2 separate regions of the Homo sapiens genome follow, and region 2 is linked to region 1. A link is an interaction called in ENCODE POLR2A ChIA-PET data of the cell type or tissue named here. Cell type or tissue: endothelial cell of umbilical vein. All regions are shown on one strand.

Region 1 (2,500 bases):
ATCTCTTCTAACATATCATTCCAAGAATGTCACAATTCAAATATGTTTAAACCCAAATACAATATAAAAAGTACACAAAACCAGTTAGGTATTATAGGAATTTACAAATCTTTTCAAAAATATTTTCTTTTTTTTTTTTTTTTTGTGACAGAGTCTCCCTCTGTCACCCAGGCTGGAGTGCAGTGGCAAGATCTCGGCTCACTGCAAGCTCCGCCTCCCGGGTTCACACCATACTCCTGCCTCAGCTTCCCGAGGAGCTGGGACTACAGGCGCCCGCCACCACGCCGGCTAATTTTTTTGTATTTTTTTAGTAGAGACAAGGTTTCACTGTGTTAGTCAGGATGGTCTCTATCTATCTCCTGACCTCGTGGTCCGCCCACCTCAGCCTCCCCAAGTGCTGGGATTACAGGCGTGAGCCACCGCGCCCGGCCCAAAAATATTTTCTTAGTACAAAACTCCATCTACAGGGAGCTTTGGCATCACAGCCAGTAGCATCTGCTATCTACTTGGAAGCAGAAATGTGAGGTATAAATGTATTTTGCTGGTAAACCTTAAATACCTTCATGTTCACTGCTGAAGAACAACTGAGGAAACCATGACAAAATGTGGCCAACGAAAGGCCATTATTTATAAAAATCTGCAATCTGCTGAAGGGCCTCCAAACATTTCAGGTGTACAAGCAAATCAGCTCGGCTCCAAGTCTCAGTACAGAACACGAATGTATGAAAATGCTGTAAACAACATAGTGAAATTTCATAGCATTTCATTATTTTACTGGCCAAAATGTTCACCTTCATTTCATTTGTGTGTTTATATATGTATATCTACAAATATGTTTAACATATAAATTAATATACATATACACGTTTCATTACACAAGAATGCCATTGTCACATGAATGTTCTGTTTTTTACACACATGTGGGAGCGTACATGTGCACACAGATATGAATGGGCATCTTTAAGTAAATATAGAGACTCAAAAAATTAAGAGTCTGAATGTAAAACAGGCACCAGGCACCCATTCCTCTCCATTATACTTAGTCAAGTTATCTATCCTTTCTCATCCTGGACACACCATCACAGTCGCAAACATAGGAAGTCTAGGCTCTTTTTTAAATAAAACAAAAATTAAGCCCTGACTATTGGATTCATATTTAGGATTCAAAGATTGAATCATAATAAACATTTCATGATGAAAAACTCTGGAATTTTTAAGTCTTAAACCAGTCTTCCTCTCCCCATTCATCCTTACTTTTCAGAGCTCTCATGCAAACTATATCAAAACGTGGCTTTAATTACATTTAAAAGAAACACATTTTTTTCCAGAATAGATCAACAATATAAATTAACACAGGTGGAAACCCTAGAAATTGCCTGGCTGCCTTAATAACCCCAAAGGAAACATTTATTTTAGCCAAACAATTGTAATGTTTGTCTCCTTTTTAGAAACATCTGCTGCCAAAATAAACATTTGCATTGGAAGAAGTGTTTTGGCTGTTAAGAGGGTACCAAATAAAATGCTTATGTTCTGAAATAAATATTTTACTCAAAAAACATGCAGCAAAATTAGAATACAAATCTTTTTCAAGCCCTCTTCAAGGAAACCTGTTTTGAATTGTTTTTACTTCAATATGAAGTAATAAGTTCAGATGAATCACCTTAACAAAAATAATTAGTTTATATTTAATTTTGCCATTTTCTATTTCAAAACAATGATCATATTCTATGTTCCTGCTATAAAGTTCTTCGCAATACATGTATGCCTTTAAAAACTAAAAAAGTCATGTTTTCCCATCATAAAAGCACTCATGAACTTCAATCTCTCATTTTGCTTTTTTTCCTTTTGCCCTGTTTTATAATTCCAACAGGCATCATATTATCAAACACCTGCAAGAATAGTTAAAATATCAACCCAATTACAAAAAAAAACTCAGGAAAAATCTCAGTCTACATAATTGAAATCTGCTTGACACAAATAAATAACTCAGCTTCTGTAAGCTATTTCTCCTGGGTGCCGTTTTATATTAAAATCTTATTTAAAACAAGTTGGTAAAGGCCTAGGTGTACATTTATGATCACGAAGGATAAGAAAAATGAAACAAAACCTGCATTCCTGATCCAGCAAAGAATATCTTGGTGTCTTTAAGGTTTGTTTTTTTTTTAATCTGAAAAACTCAGAGTCAGATTCTAGTAACCTTAAAAATTATGCCTCTTCTGTGTAGCTGTCTAATAGATGAAATCAACCAATGTACTTCTGTTAACCAACCCCATGTCTGAATTCCAGAAGCCTGGAGGCAGAATATTCTCCACAGAGGCATAGAAAATTCATTTCCCCCCTGAACTCAACAAAAACCCAAGTAGACTAGTTTTTAGGGCACCGTGCAAAACTAATCTGTTTAGCCATGTATTTGCCTGATGATGTGGGAGAACTGGCAAGTGAAAGACCACAAATCTAGTTCCAGTTAATAAAGACTAAAATGATGTACTATTATCACGTC
Region 2 (2,500 bases), 1.7 Mb after region 1:
ACCACACCTGACCAAACTAATGATTCTTGAAGAGAAAAATTAGGGAAAGTATCTTTATTCTGTCAGTCTAAATACACAGATCTCAGTGATCAGAGAGATACATTTTCATTATACATAAACTACTGGTAGAGCTAAAATCTCTCCACAGTATTTTGAGAGACTTTTGCTCAAAAACTATCACATTTTTATAACATGACACCAGGTACCAGGCTCTGTTGGGGCTCTAGGAATACCACAAAAGAAAAAGGCCTGGAAGTCCTCAAAAATGAGGCTGAGATGAAAAATGGGGGAAAAAATAAGAGCTCTCATTTGGGAAAGAAAAACATTTTAATAAAACTAATCTCTAGAGCTTTTGTAAAGACTTCAGGTATCTTCACTTTAGAATATGATGAGAGAAGTAAGTATGAAGCTGACTTAGAATATGGGCATCAGAAAAACTTAATATTAGACTCTTACTTCCTTGTAAAAACCCCAGTTTGCTCAAGGAGTCTATTAGTTAAGCCAAACTCAAAGTGAAAAGGGGGAGAAGGAGGGAGGGAGGAAGGGAGGAAAGAAGAAACCATCTCTTTTGATTCTGAAATAATTTTTTTGAGGTGGGATCTTGCTATGTTGCCCAGGCTGGTTTCAAACCCCTGGGCTCAAGGGATTCTCCTGCCTCAGCCTCCCAAGTAGCTGGAACTACAGGCACATGCCACCATGCCCAGCTAGTTTCTCACTCAAACCAGTATATCACTATTTTAGGTCAGTTGGAGGTGATGCTCTTCTGGTGAGATCTCCAGATATATTTAGTAGGCTTTTTATTTTTAATTCTTTTATATCTAAGAATGTGTAGCCACAAAACAGAAGTTAAATGGATTGACTTTTCTTTGGTGGTAATTATCAAATATTTTAAAACCAAAATCGCTAGCCCAAATAATTAAACCTTTACTTATTACCTTAATCACAGTCATGCAACTTGACGTGACCCCCAGGCACAAGGGTTGGGTTTACCTGACGTCTAGTTTCTGCTGTGAGGGAGGTTAGTGGTCAGTAGGCTTTACATGGTCTTGGGAGCAACACAGCACATTTAACAAGCACGCAAAGTGAGTCCATGAAGTGAGCCTGAAAAACAGAAACGCAAGAAAACTCTGTGAAGCGTTTTACTCCAAGCTCCCACAAAGTCAAAAGGAAGCCTTAACGCAAATTATATGAAGAAACAACTGGTGTCCAGGGTCACTGTCAAGGTAATAAATGAAACGTCTGTGAACCGTGTGATTCATCAGGGTCATTTGAAGCCAGAACTGCCCACCCAGTCTTGCAAAGGCCACCAACTCAACACCCAGTCTGCAGTCAAATGCATGCCTTTGTTTCAGGGGAGACCGCTCCAGTGAGTCATGCGTGGCTCATCTGTCACCATGACCAGGAAAACAACTCTCAGTCTCACAGGGCTGCAGGAGCGTCAGGCTGTGTGACGAGAGGTGGCCCTTGTTCTCTATTTGACCAAGCAGCAAAAACAAAGCCCAAAATATAACATCACAGTGAATAGTCCTTGGTTAAAATAATTTAGCTTGTAGAGGTTGACCTCATAAATGAGATTAAAAGCTTTCTCAAGCACATGTTAGCAGGGGCAAGAGGTCCCCCTCTGAGGGATAAGGCAGGGCTTCTGAAAGGGAGGAGGACTGGCTGAGATGGGGAGGCTCCCCTCTGGCCGTGCTCACTGCTGGACACGAAGCCACAGACACGGGAAGCAGAGGGGTGAGGCCTTAATAGTGACTTTTTGTTCCTTTAAAAAAAAAAAAAAAAGTTTATTTGTAATTGTGGTCAAACATGGATAACATAACATTTTCCATCTTACCATTTATTTATTTATTTATTTATTTGAGACAGAGTTTTGTTCTTCTTGCCCAGGCGGGAGTGCAGTGGCACAATCTCGGCTCACTGCAACCTCCGCCTCCTGGGTTCAAGCGATTCTCCTACCTCAGCCTCCTGAGTAACTGGGATTACAGGCACGCACCACCACGCCCAGCTAATTTTGTATTTTTAGTAGAGACAGGGTTTCTCCATGTTGGTCAGACTGTTCTCAAACTCCCGACCTCAGGTGATCTGCTCACCTCAGCCTCCCAAAGCGCGGGGATTACAGGCGTGAGCCACCGCGCCTGGCCCATCTTACCCATTTTTAAATGTACAGGGCAGCAGTAAGTACACTGTTGTACAACCGTCACCGACATCCATCTTCAGAACTCTTTCCATCTTGCAGAACAGAAACTCTGCACCCATTAAACAGCAATTCCCCGGTCCCACAGCCCCTGGCAACTGTCATTCTACTTTCTGCCTCTATGAATTTGAGGACTCTAGATACCGCATATAAGTGAAAGCATTTGTCTTTTTGCAACTGGCTTATTTCACTTAGTATAATGCCCTCAAGTTTCATCCACGTGGTAGCAGATGTCAGAATTTCCTTCCTTGTTAAGGCTGAATAGCATTCTATTACATGTGCATGCCACATTTTGTTTATTCATTC

What was found. Peaks named below come from ENCODE experiments on the same cell type or tissue, not always from the same donor. Only the 100,000 strongest peaks of a DNase experiment are listed, where the experiment ranks them.
Region 2: POLR2A ChIA-PET joins it to region 1 with 9 read pairs; 1 of 35 experiments calls an interaction of 5 or more read pairs at or near these places.

The regions. Positions count from the first base shown.
Region 1 is chr6:156,832,884-156,835,383 of GRCh38, reverse strand. All of the region lies in intron 2 of ARID1B (AT-rich interaction domain 1B), which reads right to left. Among named protein-coding and RNA genes, the nearest start is that of MIR4466, 54 kb to the right of the region's middle. In endothelial cell of umbilical vein, no CTCF peak of the experiment used is centred here; a DNase peak (open chromatin) is centred at 1,413.
Region 2 is chr6:155,126,091-155,128,590 of GRCh38, reverse strand. It overlaps TIAM2 (TIAM Rac1 associated GEF 2), which reads right to left. Exons shown (of 27, transcript NM_012454.4): 3 at 991-1,101. Among named protein-coding and RNA genes, the nearest start is that of TIAM2, 130 kb to the right of the region's middle. RefSeq lists enhancers at 658-1,404, 412-1,611. In endothelial cell of umbilical vein, no CTCF peak of the experiment used is centred here; a DNase peak (open chromatin) is centred at 1,360; H3K27ac peaks cover 910 bases.